3 separate regions of the Mus musculus genome follow, and all the other regions are linked to region 2. The links are chromatin loops, found by intact Hi-C in ENCODE. Cell type or tissue: gastrocnemius. All regions are shown on one strand.

Region 1 (5,000 bases), 170 kb after region 2:
GCTGAGACACTGGAGGCGGACAGCAGCAGCTGCTTTTTAGATTATGCTACTAAAGTTTTCTTAAGTGCCGTATCAGAAGACAAGTCAATTGACAAACTTTATCAGCTTTCCACTGACTTAGCAAAAATACCCTAAAACCAGGGAAGGCATGATTTTGCTTGTGGTTTTGAGGTCCAGTCCATGGTTGCTAGTTGGTCTTGGTTGCTTTTAGGCTCACTGGACGATGAAGCCTCTGGCTAGAACTGCTCATGTGCAGACTGTCAGGAAAGAGAGAGAGGTTTGTGTTGTGGGGAGCATGTGAGGAAGGGGAGGAGGGAGAGTGAGGGGGGTTGGGGGGAGGTGGGAAGGGGTAAGGTGGGGAGGGGTAAGAGGAGCAGACAGACAGAAGGGACAGACTGTTGACTTTAAAGGTGCCTCCCCTTTATAACCTATTTATTCTAACTAGTACCTTCTCCCTAGTTTTTGGCCATCCTCAGTCCCTTAAGCCCTGACTGACAATGGTGACATCCAATTGTTTCCCAGGACCCCACAATGGAAACTGCTGCAGTGGGTACCAAGCCTTCAGGAGCGCAGATGCCTGGAACTTACCAACCTGCCTGGGTGTCCTGAGGGCTGAGTTCAGATGTGTGTCACCACCCTCAGCTCTCACAGATGTAAGGGTCCGAAGATTGCTGAAGGAAGATTCCACACTCAGATAGCATGCAAAGACAAAGAACATTTATTTTCCAGAAACATCCAGCATGCTAGGGTACCATTGTTCAGAATGACAACCCAGAGAGAGAGATATGTTTGAGTCCCTTTTATAACAGGACTGCTTAATTGCTTCTGAGATAACAGCACACTTCTAAAACTTAGGGCTACAGAAACCACTAAAGGTTATAAAGAAGATATATACCACAGGACCCTAGGTGCACAAACAGGAGATAAGGTATTGATTGGGTTTGTCTAAACAAAACTTCAAGGATGGCTTAGTTACAGCCTTAAATTTTCCATGACACTGCAAGCTAGTAACCAATGGTGAAAGTTAAGCCAGATCCTAGTGTATATATACGTGTGCATTCTCTGTTATAACCTCTTATTCAATTTATGACTGAATTTATGTGCAGACCTGCAGTGATCTTTTTACCATGTGAACGCATGCTCTGAGAGTTGTACCAGTACTGAGAACAAAGGACAGGGGTAAGTCCCCCTTCCCTTCTCCCCCCCCCCCCCCCATACTTCAACTTCTCTAGCCTCCTGTTGTGTCACTTTGAGATGCTAACTGGAGGCTGTGGGCTTTTAGCCTTAAAACAACTCAGCCAGATTAGCTGCAAGAGCAGAGTACCTTATTAAGTGACTTGTGGCCTAATTTTTGGTGGAGATAAAATGGGATATGGAGAATGAACTCACAGCCATTGGAAGAAACATTTACGTATTGGTGTGTGTGGCATGGGAATACATATGTGCAGCAGCAGTATGTGTGTGCCTCTCTCCTCCCACCAAGTGGGTCCTCCGAATGGAGCTCAGGCTGTCAGGTTTGGTGGGCAGCTGTTTTTACCTGCTGTGCTTTCTTGCTGGCCCAGAAAGAACACGTAAGGTTTGGGGGAACATTTGAGGCCTGATCCTTAAGGAGGGCTGCGTAGGGAGAGGCTTATTTATGGGTTGGTTCCGAGCAGTGGTCCTCAACCCTCCTAATGCTAGGACCCTTTAATATAGCTCCTCGTGTTGCCGTGACCCTCCAACCATAAAATTATTTTGTTGCTACTTCATAACTGTAATTCTACTTCTGTGATGAATCATAATATAAATATCTGATATGTGACCCTTGAGAAAGGGTTGTTCGACCCCCAAAGAGGTCCGAGACTCATAGGCTGAGGACCTCGGTTTTAGAGGGTGGAGTCTTGATGCTGTGACAAAGTCCCTGAGAAAGCGCAACCAAAGGGAGGAAAGCTTATTCAGGCTTGCAGCTCCAGGGTGCCTGTCATTAGGGGTGGGGGGTGGGTGGGGGAGGGGGTGGGGGAGGGGGTGGGGGAGGGGAAGCGGGGAGGCAGGGAGGTGGGATGGCAGGAAGGCAGAGCAATGGCCTTAATATAAGCAGTGGAACCAGGAACACTGGAATCAGTGGGGTGACTGTAGCCGTTTTTTTCTTTCCATTGCCCAAGGGAGGGTGTGGGTTTTCCAACCCTCATAGGTGTCCCCTTTTGTTGACAAGATGACAACAACCGGCACTGTTTGTCCCAGCAGGGAGCTCAACGGCCTACAGCAGCTCTGTCTGTGACAGGGAGAGCTGTTCCCAGCAGACACCAAAGAGAGAGAACTTTGGGAGCGCAGCAAGCAAGCCCCATTCCCAGCCAGGCATTCTGCAAATGCTCCGTCCAGCAGCGCCACCTGCCGGCCACATCCAAGCGCATTCCCTTCCTCCCTTACCAGCTTCTATTAAAAAATGTCTTAGTGTGGATCTGAGTTCAAGGCCAACCTAATCTACAGAGTGAGTTCCAGGACAGCCAGGGCTATATAGAGAAACCCTGTCTTGTAAAACCATCCATCCATCCATCCATCCATCCATCCATCCATCCATTCAACCAACCAACTAACCAACCACTTACCCACCCACCCAACCAGAAAGTCTTAGTGTGTTGGTATGCATGCATTTGCATATACATGTGTGTGTATGTGTGCAGACAAATGTGTGCATGTGTTCTTGTGTTTGGGGTGCATGGTTATGTGCATGTACAGCTATAGGTCAATGCTGGGTATCTTCCTGTACTGCTCTCCATCTTGGTTCTGTGTATGTGTGTATGTGTGCAGACGAATGTGTGCATGTGTTCTTGTGTTTGGGGTGAATGGTTATGTGCATGTACAGCTATAGGTCAATGCTGGGTATCTTCCTGTACTGCTCTCCATCTTGGTTCAGGTTTTTTTTTTTTTTTTTTTTTTTTTTCTTCGAGACAGGTTTCTCTGTGTAGCCCTGGCTGTCCTGGAACTCACTCTGTAGACCAGGCTGGCCTTGAACTTAGAAATCCGCCTGCCTCTGCCTCCCAAGTGCTGGGATTAAAGGCATGCGAGTGTACACCGAGTCACTGCTTCAAATGTGTTCAGGAAAGTCACTGGTCCTGGCCTTCTCTAACCCCTGAAGGCTCTTCTGGCCATGTCCAAAGTGTGTGCTATCTCTAGAGCTGGCCCTATTACTACTGCCATGTAGTGACTTGGGTGAGGGAGAGATGCTTGTGGTAGGCAGAAAAGCTGGCCTGGAGGTCATGAGAGTGGGAGAGCTGGCCCTGCCCCTCACCTACTGCAGCACTTGGGAGAGCAGGCCCTGCTCCTTTCCTGGGCAGCATGGCAGAGCTTTTCCCTGGTCATGTGGTATTGGATGGACTGGCTAGAGGTCAGGAGAGCAGGAGAGCTGGCCCTACCCCTCGCTGGCGGCAGCATTGGGTGGGTTAGGTGGGGCAGTGCTGGAGAACACGTGCTTACTCACGGTGTGGGTGTGGGAGAGCTGGAGGGCTGACCAACTCAGCTCCCACTCAGACTCAGATCCAGGGCTATGAGTTGGCCCACCCCATCAACTATGCCATGAACTGCTGGGCCAGTCCTGCAGATCCAAAGCTGCAGGATCTCCATGACACAGGGCAACAACAGAGCATCTGAGAGGAATCCCAGTGAGGATACAGTATTGATAGTGTAGCAGAAGCCTTGGAACCAGACCAATGACTCACTGTAGTGAACATTTGCAAGTAAATATGTGTGGGCAAAAGGGAATACTGTGGGACACACTATAGCATACACACACACACAAACACACACACACACACACATATATATGTGTGTATACACACACACACACATATGAGGCTGCAAGGGCAGAGGACAGATACAAAGGGATGGGGGAGATAAGAGGGATTAGGATGCATGATGTGAAATTCACAAAGAATTAATAAAAAGTTAAAAAAAATAGGAACATTGGCTGTTGACTCCTGTCTGCTTCCCTTCCCCACAGAGCGGGGACATCAGACCCAGGTCACCCTCCAGCAGACTTCTGAGGCAATGAATGAACGAAGGGGATTGGACTGCTTTGGCCTGGGCTCTGTCATCTCTGACAGGGAGCCCTGAGTAGTCATTACAATATCCGGATGGCCCATCTCCTTTCTCCTGGACACCAGGACCACTAACTTGATCTTGTCAAAGTTTTGGGGACCTACCTCTCCTCATTTTCCTATTGTCAGGGTATGGGCACAACCTTACCTGGTGCTCAAGAGCCTGAGAACCAGATGGCCTGAGCCTTCCTGCAGACCCAGGGACCCACGAGACAGCTCTGGCTGACCCCAAGACCTCAGACTGTGCTCCCCCACCCCTGGAGCAGTGTCCCGCGGCTTCCTCATAGCCCGATACTTGCCAGGCACCTGCATGAGGTAAGAGCAGTCAAAACTTTTTGATGAGAGACAGTCCATGTTTATCCATACTGTTTACTGACTGTTCATTGTGGGAAATGGGTGTGTACTCACTTCTCGGGGTGGACCAGACATGAAGTACCTCTGCAAGAGGGGGGGGGGTGTCTTCAAAGGGAAGCTTATTGGCTAAATCCTCGGGGCCTCTAGTGTGGAGATCTCTGTTCTGGGCTATGTGACCAATGTCGGGAGTGTGGCATGTGTTCCTGACCTGGAATCTTAGTAGGGAGCAGGGAGACACCGAGTTCTGGGTTCTCTGATCTGCTCTACCTTATCAAGTTTCCTAACATGGTCCACTGCCCCACAAAAGTCGTATATTCTACCTATGTGCACGAAGTATATATACATCTTTATGAGAAGCCACTGCCTTCACAGCCCACCTTCAGTTTCCCCTTTGGCCCTCTCTCAGAGGCAACCTCTGCATAATCCTCCACCTGCCCTATACTCTTGCATGAGGCCTGTTGCATGCTGTGATTTTGTCCCTCTGCTTCAATTCATCAAGGTATCCTTCCTTCTGCCTAAAAACCCTAATACTGGCTGTCCCAGAACTTGTTATATATAGACAAGGCTGGCCTT
Region 2 (5,000 bases):
TGCTGGTCACATATGTTCAGTCTAAGATCCACCACCTAGCACTGCGTGGCATTTTCCTAGTTGCATCTTACTGTTGTGTGAATGCCATGACATGTGGAGTTCAGGGGACAGTGTTCAAGAGGCGATTCTCTCCTACCATGTAGTTCCTGGGACCTGATGTATTACAGTAGTCGGTAAAAATTGAATTGGTGTGGTGTAAGCACTGCAGACCTCTCATCCCGGCACTTGGCCAGCACAGATGGGGGAATCAGGAGTTGAAGGTCGTCCCTTCGAGGCTAGCCCGGGCTGCATGTGATCCTGTCTGGAAAAAAAAAAAAAAGCAAAAACAAAACCCTGTTTTTTACTACGGAGGAGATTGAATCACAGAGAGGTTCCCCAGCCCCATGGGAAAGATTGTCAGAGTAAGTGTATCTTATGAAACTTGGGAGCTGGAAGAAAACATCATGGGCTGGAAGCTAAAATGCTAGGAGTGTCTAATCTCAGTCCTGGAAGCAGGAAGGCCAGGAATAGCCAGGGCCTGGAAGGTGACATTTTTGTGTTGCTATCAATTCCTGATGCTAATGGCTTCTACACCTTTGGTTTCCTGGAATTGCTGGTGCTCCTAGGTATGAAGCCTGGGCTCTTAGGAAAGTGTTCAGCCAACAGAGCTCCTCCTTTTTTTCTTTGAAGACATTATCTTAGTTTGTAGCCCTTTTACTTTTGCCTCTCTTCATAAGAGCATAGATCCCATGGTAGGGGGTCCCTCACAACTCCATAAATCATCTCACGACTGGTAAGGGCTTCAACCTAGGAATTTGGGGAAAAACAGCCCAGGCCTCTACTCCTACCCACATATACTGCTTTCCCTAGAGTCAGCAATGGAGAGGGACCGCTACATGAGCCCCATGGAGGCCCAAGAGTTTGGCATCTTGGACAAGGTCTTGGTCCACCCACCTCAGGACGGGGAGGATGAGCCAGAACTGGTACAGAAGGAGACTGCCACAGCGCCGACGGATCCTCCTGCCCCGACAAGCACCTAAGGAGTGGAGACCAGACTGAAACTTCCTCTGCTGGGCCCAAGAACAACCCCTAGAGGAGATGTGGATTGAGGTTGCCCTCAGAGCAGGGCAGACTGCCTGAGACACTGTGATTTAAATTAAATCTTTGTAGTCTTTGTCCCATGTCTGAAGCACCTTCCATTACTTCTCCAAGACAGCAGGCCTCCTTCACCTTGACAAACCACTTCAGTAAGCAAACCCTGGCTCTCCTGGAACTAAACCAATCTAGCCTCAGACTCAGGTACCCACCTGCCTCACCTCCTGAGTGCTAGGATTAAAGGTGTACACCACCACACCTGACTTCAACAGACTTAAGCCATATACTACCCCAAAGTCAGTGGGTAGAAATATGATTTCATACATCTTTGGTTATGTGTGGGTTTGTGCATGGTGAGTGCAGTACCCATGGCCAGAAGAGGATGTTGGGTCCCCTGGGGCTTCCCTGTGGGTGCTGGGACTTAAGAGTACATTCTTACCTGCCGATCCTGGGCTTGGCCCCTTAGAGAGTTAAGAGTTAGGGTGGAGGGTCTACCAGAATCTACCACCAACTTTGGGTTGATCCTCAGACCCATGAGACCTGACACTGGTGACTCACCAGGTGACAAAGTCCTGGCATTTTGTTGCAGGCTCCAAAAGCCAGCTGAAGCCAGAGAGAATGTCAGGACATGTTTATGGAGTTTTACTAGAACTAGAAGCAGAGGATCCCAGTTTATGGGATGGAGGCAGGTGCCACATGACCCTATGGAGGTCAGAGGGTCGCAAATGCAGGAGTTGCTTTTTCTGCTTGCACCATGTTTGGGGGTCCTGAGGTCAAACCAAAGACTCTTAGCAAGTGCTGAGCCATTTTCCTAGGCCCAGTTTATTAGTGTGGAAGGAAGTAGACTCTTTTTAGATTTAACACAAAACATTTGAGGTGGGGGTTGTATTATTTGGTCTTATTTGTTTGGATGTCCTATTTTGTGGGCAACATCTGAAATTCAGGTTAGCCTCAAACTCAAGGGCTGACCTTGGAGTTAGTTATCCTCCTTTCTCCACCAGGGTGTGCTGTTTGACAAGCGCTAAATTTGCGCTAGGCTGATTGAACTTCTAACCTTGGCTTTGCCCCCACGTGACCTCCAGCCTCCGTTCGCCCTAGTTCTGCACCTACTGCTTGAGACCTTGCTCAGGGCCGAGAGGCGGGACAAGCGGTAGACTGACTTAAAGCACAGCTAATAGAGCCAGTAGCTGATGGGCGTGGTGCGGTGTCAGCCAATAGCTTGCGGGGGTGTGGCTCAGCCTGCTGTGGTCAATCCCTGAAGATGGCGGGCAGCAGGAGGCTAGCGATGCGGTTGCTTTCTGGGTGCGCCTGGGTGCGCGGCTCAGACTCTGCCGTGCTGGGCCGCCTGCGTGATGAGGCCGTGGTGCATCCAGGCTTCCTGAGCCAGGAGGAGGAGGACACGCTAACACGCGAACTGGAGCCCCAGCTGCGGCGCCGGCGCTACGAGTACGACCACTGGGACGCGGTGAGTGGGCGGAGCGGCGAGCTAAGGGGACGCCCACTGGGACATAGTGAGGGGGCGGGGTCCTCGGAGGGGTAGAGTGAAGAGCTAGGCTTGCTTGGCCAGGTTGGGGACAGTGTGTTTTGGGCAGTCCCCGATGTAGGTTCGGGTGGGACCAAGTTTCTCTGGTGTGGGACATGGCGGGTGCTGGGCAATTCGATGAGTGACAGTTGGTCAGGAGGTCTTGTGGGAATGGGGCTGATCTTGATGCCAGAGCTGAGTCCAGGGGAAGGCCTGCTGCTGCGGGCTTGTGGATGGTACTTAGAGCAGGGGAAGGGACCAGAGCCGGAGAAGGTGAACTGGCAACGTTGAGCTCAGAGCAGCGCAGTATTACAGTGGGGGCAAATCACTGCTGGGCTTTACTAAGAACAGGGGCTGTAGTGTGGGGCTGGGCCTGGAATCAGAAGGGAGGGTTTTGGTGGGCACCAAGGAATGCGTAGTGAGGACAAAGATGTCACTTCAGACATGAAGTTCTGGAACACTTCAGGGGCATTGGTGACAAGATTAGAAATAAAAAGCAGACTTGGGAGAGGGAGTGCCAGCAGTTGGGAGTTTCACTAGGGACTTGAGTGGGATCAAATAGAGACAGGAGACCGAGATACTGAATATTAGGGTGGCCAGCACCAGGGACCACTGGGAAACGAAACGTGAAGACCAGATGCGTGGTTGAAACCTCACTGATAATGAGCTAAAGTTGGAAAGACTGCCTGCCCTGTACTGCACCCCTCGGTACCTCATTTTCCTGTCCTGGGAGTTCCCAGTTATGACTTGAGCTCTCTATTCAGGCCATCCATGGCTTCAGGGAGACAGAGAAATCCTGCTGGTCTGATGCAAGCCAGGTCATCCTGCAGCGGGTTCGGGCGGCTGCATTTGGTCCTGACCAGAGCCTGCTATCCCCAGTACATGTGTTGGACCTGGAACCTCGGGGCTACATCAAGCCTCATGTTGACAGTGTCAAGGTGGGCAGAAGGCATTCCATCAGAACTCCTAGCTAGGTTGTCGGTGGACAGGGGGGCAGAACTAAGCCTGACACCCCAATATACACAGCATACATACCCCTTTTCCAGTTCTGTGGATCTACCATTGCTGGCCTTTCCCTGTTGTCTCCAAGTGTTATGAAGCTGGTGCATACACAGGAACCTGAGCAGTGGCTGGAACTGTTGCTGGAGCCAGGGTCTCTCTATATCTTAAGGTACGACGTAACCCAAAGTCCTCAGGTGAGGCCGAGGGTTTCTAACAGTCACCACCACCACTCAGAAAAAGTATAGAAATGCTGAAGGGACAGTCTTCCCTCCATCCACCCACTCAGCTTCTCTCTTCTTGCAGGGGTTCAGCCCGATATGACTTCTCCCATGAGATCCTTAGAGATGAAGAATCATTTTTTGGGGAGCACCGGGTTCCCCGGGGCCGACGCATCTCAGTGATTTGCCGCTCCCTCCCTGAGGGGATGGGGCCAGGAAGGCCAGAAGAGCCACCTCCAGCCTGCTGACCTCCCACATATCCTCCATATTTGTGAATAAAGTAGGGAAAATGCTGTCATGGGATCTTCAAATGACCGTCTGCCAGGGCTGGGGCTCTTAAGAGACGATCAGGGTCTCAGGATTCACATAGCATGGTGGCTGCCAGGGTGCACCTGATCACACACACTCTTAAGGCCACGAGAATATCATTTATTGCATCCACTGCTGATTAAAAAAAAAAAAAAACTAACAAGCAAGCAAAGAAAGAAACAAAAAACCCTGGTCCTTTCCCTTCTTATCTTTACCTATGCAAATTTCTAGTAATGTCACCTGAGCCTTTCAAAGCCCAGCCTGTCTCATGCTTGTGATTCTGAGACACCAGACTGGCCTCCTTCAGCCACCACAGCCACAAGCTGCAGCTGAGAGCTGAGGCAGCTGCTGCCAATGGTGCTGATCATCAAGGAAGGTCACATCAGCATAGCTGGTGGGCTGGCAGCAGGGTCGGCCATGGGCTCGACCCCGCCCTCGAAGCCGGGCCAGTACCAGACTGTGCTGGGTATGGGCCTCTTGGGGACAGCTGCCAGCACAGTATCGGAAGATGACCTTCTCCTCCGAGGCATAGCCCAGGCCCAGCTCAGCCACTGGTAGGGTCAGGCTCCACAGTCGGCATGAACCAGCCAAGGCTCTTGGAAGACGGACATGGTTGTTACCTAGTGCAAGGTAGAGTAGGATTGTAAGGCAAAGTGAGGGCTTTGAGAGAAGGAATTGGGGAGTCGGGAGGCCCCCAGGAATTCTTACCCTGATGGGGCGTCCAGGTCCCTCTAGTCTCTGCCATCTTCCCAAATGAGAGCTTATCTGCCACAGAAGCCTCTTGAAGATCAAGGACCCAGCCGAGGCTCGGGTGCAAGGACAGGAGCAGCAGACACAGGATCCGAAGTCTTCCTGCAGCCATTGTGACAGCAGGT
Region 3 (5,000 bases), 280 kb after region 2:
TTCCTGCCCTGCACCTATTTGTGGCATACATTGGGTCGCACACATTTACACACCCACCCCCCCACACAGGTAGAGAGAGACATTTATCCATACACATGTATATGTATTCCAGAAATGATGCAGGAGCACTGGTTCTCTGTTAGCTTCTTATACAGCCCGGGTTCACCTGTGCAGGGGTAGACAGCCCACAAGGGGCTCACACTCACACACAAAGGAGAGACAAAGCATATGGAGGATATACACACATAGATACATAAAATCTGCCCATAAGTAACATGCTTAGCTTTGTTACCATCATTTATGTTGGGTACTGCTGCTTATGACTGTAAACTCAGCACTCTGGAGGCTGAGATAGGAAGCTCTGTGAAACCAAAGCAGGAGCCACATTGTTATATATTGTTACTAAGTCTCCATGCCTCCCACAGCCAAGCATTAGACGAAGCTTGTGTATATACATGTGTATGTATAAATGTCTCTCTCTACATGTGTTAAAAAGTCTCCATACCTTACAAGAATAAGTTTCTAGTTTCTAAACCTAAACCTAATGTATCCTGTAAACCATTTTGTTCAACCTATGCTGAACTTGTAACCCCACAAGGTATACCCACCCACCTTTTCACATGATGTATTCTCTCACAGTTCTCAAAGGCAGCTTTGAGCCCCGAGTGCCCCAGTCTTCTGTCCAGGTGCTAACAGCCAATTCTCTCAACAGCTGTCTTCTATCAGTCCCAACCCTTCCCCATAAAAGGGGTGGCAGAACCCATTGAGAGGCTGCTCTCTGAAATCCCAACTTAGGGTGAGGCAGCCATCTGGCCAGACTAAATAAAGCTTGCTTAATCAGACAGTCATAGAAATGTTCCCCCCACCCTCCTCAGGTCCTAAGTCAAGGCTAGTCTGGGCTACAGAGTGAGACCCAATCTGAAAAAGTTTTCCAAACAGTAAAAATAAAATTGAACAATAATATTCGATTTTATTGATGGGAACTGCACATCTGTGGGCTCCTTGCCAAGATGTAAGATGTTATATATTACTTTCCAACAAAACACAATTTTTGTTTATTGTTTTGAGGGTCTCATGTAGCCCAGGCTGGCTGGAACTCATTATATAACCCAGGATGCTTTTGAACTCCTGTCTCCACCTCCCCGGTGCTGGGATGACAGGCAGGAACCCCCAAGCTGGGCTTGTTTAGTGCTGGTCAGGAACCTGAGGCTTCATGCATGCTAGGCTCTACTACCGAACCACAGGCTGAGCCCTCCTTCCTCCCATCCCCATTTGAAATTCAAACTTAGAGACTACAATTTTACATTTTGAGTTTCTCCATGTATTTGGGAATTTTGTTAGTATATGATAGTTAGGTTTTAGGTCTTAGACATTATTTCACAAGCGTCAGCCTGTGTCTCAAATACGTCAGAAAAATCATATTGGATGGGAGGGTTTTGTGTGTGTGTGTGTGTGTGTGTGTGTGTGTGTGGTCTGTCTGTCTGTCTGTCTGTCTGTCTGTCTCCCTATCTCCAGATGCCGTCTAGGAGTCTAGGAGTCTAGAAGTGACCCAGGCCCAGGCTTTGGGAAGAGGTGCACAGCAGGATTCTTGCTTCTTGAGTCACTACTTCCTGGAAAGAGGGGAGGGGGGCAAGGCGACCTCAGCTGAGACCTGTGCCCTGGGGGTGGGGTGGGGTGGGGTGGGTGAGGCAGGAGGAAGCTGCTGCACGCGCTGCATACCTAAAGCCAGGTGTGCTCCAAAATATGCACACTTCCTGTTTGTCACCTAGGTAACTCCGCCCCCTCCCACTCCCCATGGTCCTGAACTTCACACCTCATATAGAATTTTCTGTTTCTCCAGTAGCCAATGGAGGAATGGGGGCAGGCGCAAACTCTAGTTCAAGTTTGGAAATCTCAATCGATGGAGTCGTCATTGTCTGGGTCTTTTGGGGGATAATTTACTTGGGCGGGGGAGCGTAGGGGTGGGGAAACAGGGAAGGGAATAGGCAGACTTGAGGGAGATCTGTGGGTCTACTGTGTCTGTGCACAGCTGCACAAAGATTCAGGGGTGTAGTCTCCAGCAGACACTCCACAGATTCAGGTGGAGTTGGGATCTGGGGGGTCTCACTTTTCACACTAAGCTGATATGGATGATTTAAGACCTACTGTGTATCAGCCTGTCCCTGGAAGCTCAGTTACCCCAATTCCAGCTACAACCAACAACCAACAGAGAGATGAACGAAGATAATTTCTAATGGTCCCTCCTGGTTTAAGCCATGAGACAGGAAGATTCGAGAAGGAAGGCTAGGGGGAGCAGGCTTTTTTTTTTTTAATTTAAATTTTATTTAAATAAACAACATTCAAATTCATTTACATTATATAAAAATTAATTTAAATGACAGACCGGGTGCCCAGGTTCGAGGATGGTGGTCAGAGGACAAATCTGTAGAAAAGGCTCTCTCCTTCCATCTTCACGTGCGTTCCAGGGACGGAACTCAGGCTAGCAGGCTTTAGGGACAAGCGCCCTCATCAGCTGAGTTATATTGCCAGCCCCACGCGGACTGGCGTTCTTTAAGTATGAAAGGAGGCGGTAACTTGGGAGCTGAGACCTAGGTTTAGATTGAGGCAAGTTTTGGGATGCCTGAGAGGTCCGTGGTGGTGGGGTATGGAGAATGAAGAGTGAGGCGGTTAGACGGGCTAATTTTGATCTTTTCACAGGACCAAAATGCTGATGTGGGTGAGGAGTGGACCAGAAAAAGAGGCCAGGAGGGGAGACCACTCAGTAAGAGGCGCGCCCCGTTTTAGCCAGTGACCACAGGGGAGTTTAGGAAAGGTTTTGGAGCCAGCCAGGGAGGGAGGGGCAGATCCGGATTTGCGATGGCGTACACGAAAGTGGAAGCCAAGAGTATTTCCGCAGAGAGCAGGAAACACGCTGGGAGCTGCGCGAGGGCCACCTAAGACACGCCTGGGTTCCCGGACACGCATGACGCGTGGCTATTCACTTGGAGAGCTATTCCGGCGCCCGCAGACTGTCTTGGATAGATCCTCCGGTTCTCCCTAAGGGCTGATGGCTCCACCCTGACCAGTAGGGAGCCCGGGATCTTACAACGACCACCTCCTCACTTACCTGGAGGGGACTCGGGGAATCCGACGGGACTCAACCTGAAGGCTCAGCCGCTGAGCAGCGAAATGCCCACACCCCAGCTAGGCCCAGCCTCCGCTGCCCTCACCTGGCTGGTGCCCAGCCCCGGCCCCTGGCTCCGCCCCTATAAGCCCCGCCCCATCGAGGCCCTCTCCGTCAGGCCCCGCCTCCATAGGAACCTCCCAGGCGCTCAACCAGCCCCTTTGGAACAAGTCCCCGTCGGAAGCCGCGCTCCCTTTGAACCTCTGTGTGTGTGTGTGTGTGTGTGTGTGTGTGTGTGTGTGTGTGTGCGTGCGCGCGCGCCTGTGCATGTGCGCGCGCGCGTGTTTGTCTTGTTCTCTTTATTTCTTTTCCTTGGCATCTCCAAGTGGCCCTTACTTACTGTCCAGTTCTTTAAACAGACGCCCCACCTCCTCACGGCCACGCCCCACTAGTGCTGAAGTTTGGGAAACTAGAACGATTTTTACGCTTTCTTTCTTTTTCCTCTTCGTTTTTTTCTCCTATCTCCCAGCTCCTTTATAGCACTCAGCTATGTATCCGAGGATGACTTAGGCTCCTGATCCTTGAGAGCCGGGATGACAGGTGTGCCATATCTGGTTTATGTGGTGGCTGGGACTGACCTGAGAGAGCGCCCTGCCCACTGAGGGCCAGCCTCAAGCTCTGGAATGACTTTTACTACATGCCATGTCTCCCTGAACGAGTTGAGGCTGTCTCTCCAAATCCCCAGGGATTCAAGTCGGTTCAGGGCAGCTCTGGGGCTGTGGCGTCAAACCTGCAGCTTCCTCCAGGCCCGCCCCCGCCCCGGTTTGGAATTGTGAGAAAGGCGACAGCCTCCCGCTAAAGACGGGATCGGGCTGGATTTTGGGACCAGGACGAGGAAAGAGGGAATCTTTTCTCAGGTTGGGGGTGGGGCTGTATCCTGATGGCTGGAGAAGAGTTAGAGGAAGTCGAGGGTTGGGAATTTGCGGCAAGAGAGGCAATACTACGTTTATTCAAAGGCCACGTTTGTACACTGGCCCAGCACGCAGGAATCAGGATTTCAGCGTCAGCCTTAGATACATCACGAAGTTCAAGGTCAGTCTGAGCTCTACATGAGACTTTAGTAAAGTATTCTATATAATAGAGGCAGCCCTCATTAAACTCCTACGGTAAACCAAGACAATTCGGCTTGCCTTCTCTTGTCTCAACGGCTCAGTTTTCAGTTACATCCTCCTAGGAATGAGACGTGTACCATTCACCCCCATTTTCTCTATGGAGAGATCGAAGCACGAGACGAGAGGAACTAAGCCATTCGTGCAAATGTACCTCAGCTTGGAAGTGGTGGAGATGGAATTCGAATCTAGAAACCTAGTGGGCGCTCTCCAGCTGCCTCTCGTTTTTGTTTTGTTTTCACTGCCTGGCCTTCCTACCCTAACTGCGTGCAAAGAAAACAAATTGTTACCCGGTTTAGAGAAGAGGGAGAGGACGCGTAGGAAGTCACAGACGCCAAAAATAGGGGATAGAAATTGTCCTCGCCTGTAAGGTTGCAAAACGGGAGGGTTTTCAGGTTGTGCCCACCCCTACCCATATCCTCAGTGCGTAAATGAGACTCAAGCTGGTCCAGTGAAGCCGTTTAGCGCCGCCTAGAGGCCATAAGGATAAAAGGTGGGGTGCTAAGGAAGCGGCTTGGAATCTGGTGGGTTAGTCAGGGAGAGGCTTGCTTGCCAAGGTAATTTTAGTTCCTGAGAAGCTATGGTCAGGAAAGCAGTACATATTTGTTAGACAAATCAACTAATAAATGACAGGGAAGGGCACTGGTGACCTTGACTCGGACGAGAACTCACAGCAGGGAAGGTGGGCTTATAGTATGATAATTAAGGGTGGAGGAGGGCTGTGGCTT

The links. A loop is a pair of places that touch in the nucleus more often than their neighbours do. Peaks named below come from ENCODE experiments on the same cell type or tissue, not always from the same donor. Only the 100,000 strongest peaks of a DNase experiment are listed, where the experiment ranks them.
Region 1: it touches region 2 in a loop (12-fold over the local background); 19 of 42 quality-filtered maps call a loop at or near these places.
Region 3: a loop joins it to region 2, with 2.2 times the contacts of the local background. A loop is called at or near these places in 3 of 42 quality-filtered maps.

The regions. Positions count from the first base shown.
Region 1 is chr17:57,164,892-57,169,891 of GRCm38, forward strand. Gm33566 (a long non-coding RNA gene) reads left to right here. Exons shown (of 7, transcript XR_876893.3): 2 at 212-277; 3 at 523-653; 4 at 1,107-1,179; 5 at 2,221-2,467; 6 at 4,203-4,388. Among named protein-coding and RNA genes, the nearest start is that of Cd70, 18 kb to the left of the region's middle. In gastrocnemius, a CTCF peak has its summit at 2,375 (motif pointing left); a DNase peak (open chromatin) is centred at 2,348; H3K4me3 peaks cover 187 bases.
Region 2 is chr17:56,995,029-57,000,028 of GRCm38, forward strand. Clpp (caseinolytic mitochondrial matrix peptidase proteolytic subunit) reads left to right here. Exons shown (of 6, transcript NM_017393.2): 6 at 850-1,343. The coding sequence ends at 1,019. It overlaps Alkbh7 (alkB homolog 7), which reads left to right and starts at 2,311. Exons shown (of 4, transcript NM_025538.3): 1 at 2,311-2,539; 2 at 3,361-3,534; 3 at 3,643-3,767; 4 at 3,902-4,312. The coding sequence starts at 2,336. The coding sequence ends at 4,064. Pspn (persephin) reads right to left here. Exons shown (of 2, transcript NM_008954.3): 1 at 4,834-5,000; 2 at 4,285-4,745. The coding sequence starts at 4,987. The coding sequence ends at 4,429. In gastrocnemius, a CTCF peak has its summit at 2,076; DNase peaks (open chromatin) are centred at 2,258 and 2,540; H3K4me3 peaks cover 1,365 bases; H3K27ac peaks cover 1,869 bases.
Region 3 is chr17:57,272,312-57,277,311 of GRCm38, forward strand. No RefSeq gene overlaps it. Among named protein-coding and RNA genes, the nearest start is that of Vav1, 4.3 kb to the right of the region's middle. In gastrocnemius, no CTCF peak of the experiment used is centred here; DNase peaks (open chromatin) are centred at 2,882, 3,262 and 4,719; H3K4me3 peaks cover 3,268 bases; H3K27ac peaks cover 3,351 bases.